Linked DNA regions of Homo sapiens: regions 1 and 3 are each linked to region 2. A link is a contact called in ENCODE Hi-C or POLR2A ChIA-PET data. All regions are on one chromosome and are shown on one strand. The core of a region is the stretch at or near the end of the contact, and the rest is flanking DNA. Distances in the headings are between cores, read along the strand shown.

Region 1 (4,110 bases), core at 1,023-3,522, 360 kb after region 2:
CCGTCTCTACTAAAAATACAAAGCCAGGCATGGTGGCACATGCCTGTAATCCCAGCTACTTGGGAGGCTGAGGCAGGAGAATTGTTTGAACCTGGGAGGTTGAGTTTGCAGTGAGCTGAGACTGTGCCATTGCACTCCAGCCTGGGTGACAGAGCGAGACTCCGTCTCAAAAAAAAAAAAAAAAAAAAAGAATTTTATCAATACAGTTGATTCTACCTGTATACTCCTGCCCTGGCCCATTCCCCAGCCTCACTTTTTATTACTTCTTTTATTTCTGTACTTTTTTTTTTTTCAATAAGAGTGGAAAGACCTGAAATGTTTTGTGACTTAAAAAAAATAGTTCTAGTTCTCTCCACAAATTTTGAAATAATAAGCATGATTGCCATGGCAGACAACCCTACCCACCTAAACCTTTGCTTCCCGTACACTTAAATATAGGCTACAATTATTACTTCTCTATTTAGAGATTATTGTGGTTTCAGTTTTCATTGTGTCCTTGTGGGGTTTGCCTCTTTGGGTTGCCATTATAAATGTCTCTTTTATTCCCCCATGTGGTCACTTTCTTAAATACCTTGTTTAGCACATCTTAAATGGAGTGTGGTTTGACTGTGGTATCTGCCAACCTTAGGGATATTCTACTACTTTTGTTCCCTTCCAATTATAGAAAACATGTGATAATAATTTCGCTTTTGTGAACTGTCGGGGAAGGGAAGAGATCATACATATCTTAAACACCTATTATGTGTCAAGCGTTTTGCCAATATTTTCCCAATTTAACATTCCTGTTAGATGATTGTCATTACATCTGTATTATGCATGAGAAAACTGAAACTCAGAGAGGTACTAAATGGTGAAGACAAGATTTGAATCAGGTCTTCTGGGCATGTGATCGTGAAAAGGCATGAGATGTGTGGACAAGTTCAGCCTCATGAGGATCAGGCAGTCTCTTTCCTAGATATCTGGTTCTTCTGCTTTTCTCCCTACCCCTAATCTACTCCTAACTGAAATAAGGGGTTTCAAGTGGAAATGCTAATACTTATCCTATTCACTTCACAGGAGGTGTTATGGGATTTGGTGAGGCAATACTTTAAATTTCAGAGAACAGATACTATAGTCGTCAAAGGCATTATTTATGCTATTTTCTGATAGGCAGTGAGTTGACATTTTCTTCTGTATTACTATTGTTTGTGGAGGCTGGCAAAGCTGAACACCTCTAATTCAGACATCATCCCAAACCTCAGGCCACCCTGTTCTCTCATTTTCATTTACCAAATCTGCTTACACAGACTCCAACTTGTGTATTTTCCCCTCTCCTACTCCTTTAAGTCCTCTCACCAACAGGAGACAAAGACAGCACTCTGGGGATGAAGGCCCAGAAACTAGACTCCTAGCACACAAACTTAATAATAAGCTCATGAAACTTTTAATAGTATTTAAAATAGTATTAAAATTTGTATCAATAAATATAAAAATAGATTAATTCATCAGAGAGTTCCAAGGTGTACCCAGCAAGGAAATAACTTTTAAATATAGAGTGATAGGGTCAAGCACAGTGACTCATGCTTGTTATCACAGCACTGTGGGAGGCTGAGGCAGGAGGATTGCTTGAGCCTAGGAGTTGGAGGTTATAGTGAGCTATGATTGCACCACTGCACTCCAGCCTGGGCAACAGAGGGAGACCCTGTCTATAAGTCAAGAAATAAATACAGAATGATGGTTACAACTTTGGGAGCATTTCACAAATGGAAAAACTTGTGTATAATAAGTGGCTCTAGGGCCGGGCACAGTAATTCCAGCACTTTGGGGGGCCAAGGTGGGTGGATCACTTGAGGTCAGGAGTTTGAGACCAGCCTGGCCAACACTGCGAAACCCCATCTCTACTAAAAATACAAAAAAAAAAAAATTAGGTGGGCGTGGTGGCACATACTTGTAAGCCCAGCTACTTGGGACTGAGGCAGGAGGATCACTCAAACCCAGGAGGTGGAGGTTGCAGTGAGCTGAGATGGTGCCACTGTACTCTAGCCTGGGTGACAGCAAGACTCCATCTCAACAACAACAACAAAAAAAAGTTGGGGGGGGCACCTAACAATGTCCATTCCTGACTTATTTATTTGGTCAAAGGATGTGAATATTTTTAAATGATTATTCTTCTCCAGCTTCTCCCTTTGCCTCTGCTATTAGGTTGGTTTCCTTCAACAGCCTGACGATTGGTCATGGCAAAGAGAAACTGTGCGTGTTAGCATTCTGAGAGTGGTTTGGAGATTTACTCCCACTAAGTTGATAAACTTCCTCCTTCTTAACGGTTTTCTAGACTCTAATCCTAATCATTGCCTTCTTTCCAAATTCTCCACGAGTGTTGCTCAGGAAGCACAAGTAGCTGTAAACCACAGAGGCTGGTTCTTACCAACTGTTGGATTCAACCTGTAGCAAACTGGACAGAGCACAGCCTGTCCTTTCAAGAGCCCAGAGCAACTCCTAAGTGAAGAAAGAGAACTCAACTTGTATTGTGTAAATTTTACCCAGAACAGTCTCAGGAAGTATCACAGCTTCCTGATTGCAAACCTAGATAAAGTCTAAGGCCACAGCTGCTAAGGACAAAAGCCACCAACCCCCCAAAATGAAGAAAATGACATCCAAAGTCTGTATTTGAGAGAAAGTCCTATTAGATACGTGAGGGTGTAAAAGACAATTCAGATGAAGGAACTGGTTTTGTGTCTCAAGCAAACAAAGGTCACCTTTGGAAATAATAGAGAACAAGGGAGATCTGAGAGTTCTGACTGCCAGTATCATGAAGTCGGTTTCTGCACGATTATTTCATTATAGATTAAACCTGAATCTGATTAAACCTATCATGGATATGGAGTGAGCTGATGGGAGCCCATGTGTTGGAACTCTGAAGTGGAAAGACTTACCCCATAAAATCTTTTCTCTGCTTACCTTGCTTTCAGTGCCTCCTCTAAAATATGAAAGCCACTGTGTTCCATCAATATTAAGAAAAACATCTCTGTGGCTTAAAAAGTAGATCAGGCCTGGGTGCAGTGGCTCATGCCTGTAATCCCAGCACTTTGGGAGGCCGAGGCAGGCGGATCACCTGAGGTCAGGAGTTCAAGACCAGCCTGGCCAACATGGTGAAACCCCGTCTCTACAAAAATACAAAAAAAAAAAAATTAGCCGGGAATGATGGCAGGTGCCTGTAATCACAGCTACTGGGAGGGTGAGGTGGGAGAATCGCTTGAACCTGGGAGGCGGAGGTTGCAGTGAGCCAAGATCATACCATTGCACTCCAGCCTGGGCAACAGAGTGAGACTTCGTCTCAAAAATAAATAAATAAATAAATAAATAAAAAGAAAAGTAGATCAAGATTGATTGCAAAGAGCAGAATTCAAATTCCTTTGCTGACTAGTTGCATGCCTTTGGACAATTTAATCCTAGTTGCTTTATCTGTTGGGAATACATGGGAAGAATAATTCCTACTTGTAGGGTTATTGTGAGGATTGCAGATACCTGCAAGATGCCAGGCCCAGAGGAAACAACCAACATATAATAGTTATTATCCTATTATTCTTAATCAATGACTTTGAAATGTAACAGGGCTGGCCAGGAGCAGTGCCTCACACCTGTAATCCTAGCATTTTGGGAGGCCAAGGCGGGTGGATCACCTGAGGTCAGGAGTTCGAGACCAGCCTGGCCAACATGGTGAAACCCTGTCTTCTACTAAAAATACAAGAATTAGCTGGGCGTAGTGGCGCATGCCTGTAATCCCAGCTACTCGGGAGGCTGAGGAAGGAGAATCGCTTGAACCCAGGAGGTGGAGGTTGCAGTGAGGCGAGATGGAGCCACTGCACCTCAACCTGGGTGACACAGTGAAACTCTGTCTCAAAAAAAAGAAAAAAGAAAAAGAAGTGTAACAGGGCTGGAAACTCCCATTTCTGGCAGTATCATAGATTAGATATCCTGAATAACTCTGTAGATTAAAACAACCAAAATTCTGGGTAAACTATTCTTACATAATTATAAATAAATCACTGATCTGTCACCAAAATAAGGAATTTGTTGATTTCAGAAACAGTAGTGAAAGTAGGAAATCTGGTCGGGGAAGCAGGGTTTTTT
Region 2 (3,938 bases), core at 1,296-3,795:
ATACCCCATCACTCTCTCTTCCCTGTATCCTGCTTTTTCTCCACAGCATTTGTTACAACCTAGGAATTACACATTTGTTAATTTGTTTAGTGCATCTACCCTCCCTACCCCAAACAGTCTGTGAAGTCAGGAAAGGGACATTATCTGTTGCAATCACTGCTGTATTCCCAGCATGCATAGCAGAGTTTGGTATAAAATAAATTTAATGAGTAAATGAAATGGGTATACTATTATGGCAGGCACATTATAACCTCTCACCATTTATTTTAGTTGTTCCATTTATCAGTTAGTATATAACAATCTACTTGAAAATATAGAGGCTTAAAATAATAACACTTATTTATTTATTTTGAGATAGGGTCTCACTCTGTCACCCAGGCTGTAGTGTAATGGTGCTATCGGAGCTCACCGCAGCATTGATCTCCTGGGCTCAAGGGATCCTCCCACCTCAGCCTCCAGAGTAGTTGGGACTACAGATGCATGCCCCCATGCCCAGCTAATTTTTTATTTTTTGTAGAGATGGAATCTTGCTATGTCGCCCAGGCTGGTCTCAAACTCCTGGACTCAAGCAATCCTCCCACCTCCCAAAGTGTTGGGATTACAAAGTGTAAGCCATTGCATCTGGCCTTTTAAATTTTTTTGTAGAGACAGGATCTTGCTATGTTGCCCAGGCTGGTCCCGAACTCCTGGGCTCAAGTTCTCCTTCTGTCTTGGCCTCCCAAAGTGTTGGGATTACAGACGTGAGCCACTGAGCCTGGCCTTCTAGTTTTTTTTTTTTTTTTTTTTTTAGACAGGGTCTCACTCTGTTGCGCAGGCTGGAGAGCAGTGGTGCGATTTCAGCTCACTGCAATCTTTTCCTCCAGGATTCAAGCGATTCTCCTGCCTCTGCCTCCCAAGTAGCTGGGATTACAGGCACATGCCATCACGTGAACCCAGCTAATTTTTGTGGGTTTTTTCTTTCTTTTCTTTTTTTTTTTTCTGAGACAGAGTCTTGCTCTGTCACCCAGGCTGGAGTGCGATGGCACAATCTCAGCTTACTGCAACCTCTGCCTCCCAGGTTCAAGCGATTCTCCTGCCTCAGCCTCCCAAGTAGCTGGGACTACAGGCGCACACCAGAACGCCTAGCTACTTTTTGTATTTTTAGTAGAGACAGAGTTTCGCCATTTTGGCCAGGCTGGTCTCGAACTCCTGACCTCAAGTGTTCCCCCCACCTCGGCCTCCCAAAGTGCTGGGATTACAGGCATGAGCCACTGCTCCCAGCTTAGTTTTTGTGTATTTTTATTAGAGACGGGGTTTCGCCATGTTGGCCAGGGTGGTCTCGAACTCCTGACCTCAGGTAATATGATGTCCTTGGGCTCCTAAGGTGCTGGGATTACAGGCATGAGCCACCAGGCCTGGCCTCTAGTTTTATTTGAGGTGTTTTGTTGTTGTTTTGTTTTGTTTTGACAAATAGAGATTTGCAGTGGATTAGGGGTAATTTGGTCTTGCTTGCAGTGCTTCTACTCACCAGAAGGAGGAGTGTGGCCAGCAAGCTGCCAGAAGATGAAGCTGTATTTCTAGGGGCAGAAAGAAAATTGGGAAATGAACAAATGACCTACTTCTTTCCATCTAAGTATACCTGAAGAAGGGTGCAGCTACTGGCTACTGGCCTAAAATTTGGGAAGGGAAGGAGGATATTGGTGAAAGCCTGGGAGAAGCTTGCCAAGATTCATCTGTTTCCAGTAACAGAGGGGCAGGAGCAGGTGAGTTTGAGTTTGTGTGTTTGTGGGTGTTTGGGGCAATGCCTCAGAGAGAGAAGGCGGCTAATGACAGGGTCATTAGATGTCAGTAAGTGACTTTGCAATTCAAAGTGTTGCTATCCTAAAACCAGGAAGTAAGCACAGGACCTCATGGATTGTACACAGGTCATATTCATGTGCACTTCTGAGTTTGGTCCAAAAATATGGTATAACCTGTATGTGTTCCACAACTGTCTTTTGCATTTTGTCCTCTATAATACATAAATGGCCATTCTTCCTTCAGCTATGAAATTGATTTTACCTCCTAGACCCACTACCTCCTAATTCTTGCCCCTCTCTTTAACCCATGAATCCTTGCTGCCAGTCTTTGGTTGAGACAAAGACCAGCCTTGGGTGGGGACTCCTTTTTTCAAGAATGTCTGAGGCTATCAGTAGTAGTGAATTTATATATTCTCAATACCAAAAGGGGCTGAAACAATTCTTGGATGGCTTCAAGTTTGAAACCAACAAGTCAGAAAGACTCCAGACCATTTCAGCCCCCAGGGCCATGGGTAGCACCAAAGGAGAGAATGGGCTTTAGTATCCCTACAGTCTTCATTAGCACCCCCATCATTGATACAGACGATTAGTATTTTCTCAATTTTTATAAAGTGCTATGTACATGCACCTTCAAGACCTGTTCTCTCACCCTACCTCTCCACCTAGAAAGCTGCTGTATGCTCCTGCTGTGTAAAAATCCTAAAGCTGTCCCTGGTTGGTCATCTGCAACGACCCATAACACTTGGCTTCCTGGAGTAGGTGCAATTGAGATTCTTTGAACTTTGCCCAATTTTAAGTGTAACACAACCAGTGTAGTTGCAGTATTTACATTGGAAAAACAGGTTCTGATCAGCATTAGTATGGGCAAAGTGGATATAGTTTTAACTTACTTACTAAACTAGAATGTTTGCCTTTAGATCACCATGTGTACTTTCTTTGGTCATTTATTGCTGAAGTAATCATTAAACCTTGGTGTTGTCCCCATCATAGATTAAGTAAAGGCCCAGGCAAGAAAATCTCTAGATGATTTTTTCCTTTAAAACCCACCCAATTTAGAATAATTTTTCATTCACCAATAATTTTTCATTCACCAAAAGTAGAAACTTAACATGACTTCCTAGATGAGACTTTTTAAATTTTACTGTCACCATTATTTACACACTTGTTGAAGAATATAGAATAAGTCCTCTTTTCCAGAATAAAATAAGCTTTTTTTTTTCTATAATAGAATAGCTATATTTTTTCTTTTTTCTACTAGAATCCTCTGCTGGAGGAAATACTTGGATAAGGTGCTGCTGTGGAGGGTGAGGCCTCAAGGACTTGCTGAAGCATCAGGCTTGAAAAACTGCTATGCAGACAGCCAGGCGAAGAATTTGCTTTGCACACCTGTAATCCTAGCATTTTGGGAGCTGAAGTAGGAGGATTACACAGCTGCACTCCAGCCTAGGCGACAGAGTGAGATCTCATCTCTCTAAAAAACAAACAAACAAACCAGGTCAACATAGCAAGACCCTGTCTCCATCAGGGGCAGAGCCAGGGGAAGAATTTGCTTTGCTTCTGAAAGGAAGTCATATGAATGAGACGGGGGAAAGGAAAGAGAGGAGAGTGAAGCCACCGTGATGGCTTTCTATGAATTGACTCTTCTCCATGATCCCACTATCTTCAGTGAAGTCTACTAAAATCCGTAAAATGTTGGTGGAAATGAATTTCCTTTGAAAAGTCATGTGGGGCTAAATTCTGGGCTGGCATGAATGAAAGAGGAACAAAAACAGCACGCCCCAAAATATGAGCTGAAGGCAGAAATGATCATGAAATTATAAGTCACTGGGAATTAGCAGGAATCCTGGTTAGGACATTGGATTTTACAGACCTCAGAAACTGAAAGATTGAGTGGAATTTAACTGCTTTTCTGAGGGGAAAGAGCTTCCCTAGTTGACATCTGAAATAATTCTCAAAGGGAATTATTTTGGGAAGGTGAAGCACTGCCTAACACAAATCTTCAGGCCTGAAAATTCACGTCGCAAGGAAGGGTAACTAGTTTCTAACTTTATTATTTGGAAATTTAAAATCCATATAATAAGAATTGGTAGCCAGGCACAGTGACTCATGCCTGTGGTCCCAGCTCTTTGGGAGGCCAAGGCAGGCAGATCACTTGAGCCT
Region 3 (4,299 bases), core at 1,758-4,257, 500 kb after region 2:
CCTACTCAGTTATCAGCTTTCTGCCTTCTGGAATCTGTACTCATTTCTCTCCTGAAATGGCTCTCACTGAGATCACCAATTACTATAAGACTGCTCATAGATATTTTTCAGGTTTTTTTAAGGTAGAGGGAAAATAATCAATATGAAAGGATATCTCAAAGGAGGCAGAATACAAATAAATCATAAAGCAAGGCCCAGGAGAGAAAGTGGAATCAGTAAGATAAAGGAGGGTACTTTATCAGCAATGAGGCAGAGAAATGAGAGCCCATATGAAGAAAATAATGTTGAAGGAGTTTCTGCTGGATGCCTCCAATTGGTTCAGTAAAGTGGGTTAAACTATCTACTATGGTTGGTGGTCGATTCAAAGTTTGAGAGTAGAAAAGGTCTATTCTATAGTCAGTAAGAAAGAAAAAAAAGGTGGGAAAAACATAGTAGAGAGAACAGGGCCAAAGGGATACAATGAATGTAGGCTTGGATATCAGACAGACCTGGGTTTAAATCCCAAATCTATATGTAACTAAGTGTCCTTGGGTGAGTCACCATACCACTCTGAGCCTCAGTTCCACCATCCATAAAGTGAGTAACATAATATTTCCCCAGGGATGCTAAGAGGACTGAATTAAATGAGATAGCTTATCTAAAGCGCTAATGGTCTTATTTGAGAACTTTCCCCAAAATGTTCAGCAAGCTAAATAGAAAAAAAGTATGACTGGAGGTTGGGAAGGTGGACATGCCAGAAGGTTAAGGGAGAAAGAATCTACAATTGTTTAAGAGGACACTGTAATCGCTGACTGTAGAGCTCAAGAAAACAAAAGTAAGAGGGTCTGCCAACTCAGAAGAATAGAGCTAGGCTAGAGATAGGAGGTCAAAATGAGGTCACAAAGCAGACTCAGGAGTGATAGCTGCAGATTGAGATAGAGGTTGTGGTCAGAGACGGGAAGCTCTTATTTCAAGATCTTGAAGGCAGAATAGTTCCAAACAAGAATGAGGTCCAAGTGTAGCTCAATCAAATGGTAATCAAAATATATAAACATTACTGTAAATTATGAATGCAATTTAAGACAGCTTTATGCAACATCTCCTGCTATACAACTTGTTATTTTTTGAGAATTAAAAGAAAATTGTATCTTTAAAGAAGGCAAGGGAAAAAGCATAAGGTAGGCATCACCTACCATATGCTAGGTGGATTTTTTAAATTGTGGTAAAATTTACCGTTTAATACATTTTTAGGTATATAGTTCAGTAGCATGAAGTATATTTACACTGTTGTGCAACTATCGCCACCATGCATCTCCAGCACTTTTTCATCTTCCCAAATTGTCTGCTAGATGGTTTTACACATTATTTCATTTAATCCTCACACAATTTACAACTCTATTTTTATTTTTATTTTTTTTGAGACAGAGTCTCACTGTTGCCTAGGCTGGAGTGCAGTGGCACAATCTCGGCTCACTGCAACCTCCGCCTCCCAGGTTGAAGCGATTGTCCTGCCTCAGCCTCCTGAGTAGCTGGGATTACAGGCACCCGCCACTACGCCCAGCTCATTTTTTGTATTTTTAGTAGAGATGGGGTTTCACCATGTTGGCCAGGCTGGTCTCGAATTCCTGACCTCATGATTCACCCGCCTCGGCCTCCCAAAATGCTGGGATTACAGTTGTGAGCCACCGCACCGAGCCTTCAACTCTATTTTTATAGATGAGGAAACCGAAGTTTTGAGAGGTTAAATGACTTCCTAAGATCACATAGCTAACAAGTAGTAAATCTAGGATTCGAATTAGGCCAAGCCCTTTCTATATCCTGTTGCCTCTATTTAGTGTTAGAAAAAGACCCAAAAAAGTTGCAAGGATACCACCTTTGCTTAATCCCTTTCACAGGAACTCAATATACTTTACAAACTATTTTCTTCTCCTTTGTGTAATTTTTCTAAGAACTAAACTCAACATTGTTTCTAGATCTTAACTATCTTAAAGGAACCTTAAATACCTTCCCTCATCCCCAATCTATAAAGAATGGTACCTGACACTGAAATAAACTAGATTCAAGATTCGATATAAAATTCCAGTTTGTTTTTGCTAGGTGCTGTTTTAGAAAGAATGAAGCACCAAGTTACATTGCTCTTTCTTTTCTGTCCTTTCTTAGATGAAATCCAAATTTCTTTCGTTTGAAGAGAAAGTGCCATTTCTCTTCCAGCTAAGTATTTTCTATTATCTTCCCACAATTTTTGTTGTCCTGAAGATAGTTGTGAAAGCTCAGTTTACAAAACAAAAATATGTAACCATCCTAGTTAAAGAATGCTTGTAAGCTGTTTCTTTATAAACATTTTCATCTTACTTTCACTAAGGTATAAATTAGATGATTGGTTTTCATTTTAGCAAAGTAAATCTAAAACTAGAAATAACTTATGCCAAAGAACTTAGTGGATATATGTACATATTTATATATATGTGCATATATATCACTTGGAATATGTATGTTATATGTAAACCAACAGAAGCAGCAGGTATGGTGAGAACTTTTCAAATCTATTTTGAGACATGTCAAACCCTGTTTCAGAAAGCTTTTATTCTGCATACCAAGCAACAGAGGTGGCTGTTCAGGAAGAGGTTATAGTTGTTCTGCAGAGGTTTTTGGCTTCCGCACCTCTGAGATTCTACTGTTTACTGCCAAGAAGCAACGTGTGAAATCCCCTACTCTGGACCAGATGATGGCGCTTTTAGCTCTGTCAGCATTAACCATTCACCCCAATTTCATCTTTAAAATCATAATTTGATTTTCCACATTTGTCCTTCTTAGATTTAAGATTTTAGATTACAATGCAGGAGACTTCCCACCTTCAAAGGCTTGTCAGAGCCTACATTTAGCCAAACAGGATTTATAACTGCAACTATATAATTACCTATGTGAGCACACTGTCTCAGAGCATCAAAACTCTATGTGGTCTGTTTCTGGCCACCAAGTGGGTGAAAAATTTCTAACTCACAAGATGAGAAGCATCACAGTGCGTCACGACCCAGACCATTCTAGGTCAATGTTTTGTCTCTAACAGGGTATCAGGAGACATTTTGTGAGAACCACTGTTAGTCTCCATGACATTACGGATCTACTCCAGATATTTTACATACCTTAAAGATGAGGAGCTAGAAAACCTCCAAGGCCCTTTCTGACTCCAAAACCTTATAAAAGTATGGAGGTAGAATTTATGAATTTGTCTAAATCTTAAATTTATTTAAACATCTATACCAATGAGGTAGTGAGCTTACTGTGATATAAAGATATTACTCTTATAAATTCTAAGGGATATTGTTTGGTTTTGGTATTATAAAATCTGGTAAATAAATTTACACAAGCATACCTTGTTTAACTGTGCTTTCCTTTACTGCGCTTTGCAAATACTGCATTTTTTACAAATTGAATGTTTGTGGTAACTGTGTCTGCCAGTCTGTCAGCACCATTTTTCCAACAAAATGTGTTCTCTGTGTCACAGTTTGGTAATTATCATATTTCAAACTTCATTATTATCTGTTATAGTAATATGTGGTAATTTTTGATGTTACTGTTGTAATTGCTTTGGGGTACCATGAACCAAGCCCACATAAAATGTCAAACTTAATTGATAAATGTGTGTGTTCTGACTGATCCACCAACCAGCTGTTCACCCATCTCGCTTCCTCTTCTCAGGCCTCCCTATTCCTTGAGACACAACAATATTGAAATTAGGCCAATTAGTAACTTTACAATGGAAGACTCACTGACATTGAATACTGCTTTTCCTTTAAATTTTTTTTTTTTTTGAGACTGCAACAAGACAAGACCTCTGTCTCTCTGAAAAGCTAATTTCTATTTATTTATTTATGATTTTGAGACAGAGTCTCGCTCTTCACCCAGGCTGGAGTGCAGTGGCACTATCTCGGTTCACTGCAACCTCTGCCTCTCGGGTTCAAGAGATTCTCGCACCTCAGCCTCCCGAGTAGCTGGGATTACAGGCGTGAGCCACCATGCCCGGTTAATTTTTGTATTTTTAGTAGAGACGGGGTTTTGCCATGTTGGCCAGGCTGGTCTCAAACTCCTGACCTCAGGTGATCCACCTGCCTTGGCCTCCCAAAGTGCTGGGATTACAGGTGTGAGCCACCACACCCAGCCTTTTTTTTTTTTAATTTATTGAGATGGAGTCTCACTCTGTTGCCCAGGCTGTAGTGCAGTGGCACCATCTCAGCTCACTGCAACCTCTGCCTCCTGGGTTCAAGTGATTCTCCTGCCTTAGCCTCCCAAGTAGCTGGGATTACAGGTGCATGCCACCAC

What was found. A loop is a pair of places that touch in the nucleus more often than their neighbours do. ChIA-PET counts read pairs that join two places held with the same protein, here RNA polymerase II (POLR2A). Pooled maps may share reads with other maps.
Region 1: a pooled map shows a loop between it and region 2 (4-fold over the local background). The contact joins two enhancer-like sites. A Hi-C loop is called at or near these places in 2 of 37 single-sample maps with no recorded cell type and 2 of 50 pooled maps. POLR2A ChIA-PET finds 5 or more read pairs at or near these places in 1 of 52 experiments (GM12878).
Region 3: a map of endothelial cell of umbilical vein shows a loop between it and region 2 (8-fold over the local background). The contact joins two enhancer-like sites. A Hi-C loop is called at or near these places in 11 of 168 maps with a recorded cell type or tissue (A673, B cell, GM12878 and 6 more), 16 of 37 single-sample maps with no recorded cell type and 23 of 50 pooled maps. POLR2A ChIA-PET finds 5 or more read pairs at or near these places in 1 of 52 experiments (T-cell).

Annotation. Positions count from the first base shown.
Region 1 is chr1:92,458,358-92,462,467 of GRCh38, reverse strand. No RefSeq gene overlaps it. Among named protein-coding and RNA genes, the nearest start is that of GFI1, 27 kb to the left of the region's middle. Within about 2 kb of position 2,272, at least 2 of the 41 ENCODE cell types and tissues checked have a DNase peak (open chromatin) inside an H3K27ac peak, as active enhancers do.
Region 2 is chr1:92,816,123-92,820,060 of GRCh38, reverse strand. No RefSeq gene overlaps it. Among named protein-coding and RNA genes, the nearest start is that of RPL5, 14 kb to the left of the region's middle. Within about 2 kb of position 2,545, at least 4 of the 41 ENCODE cell types and tissues checked have a DNase peak (open chromatin) inside an H3K27ac peak, as active enhancers do.
Region 3 is chr1:92,314,604-92,318,902 of GRCh38, reverse strand. The region is part of intron 6 of RPAP2 (RNA polymerase II associated protein 2); the gene reads right to left. It also overlaps a transcript of GLMN not described here. Among named protein-coding and RNA genes, the nearest start is that of RPAP2, 18 kb to the right of the region's middle. RefSeq lists a silencer at 717-1,011. Within about 2 kb of position 3,007, at least 3 of the 41 ENCODE cell types and tissues checked have a DNase peak (open chromatin) inside an H3K27ac peak, as active enhancers do.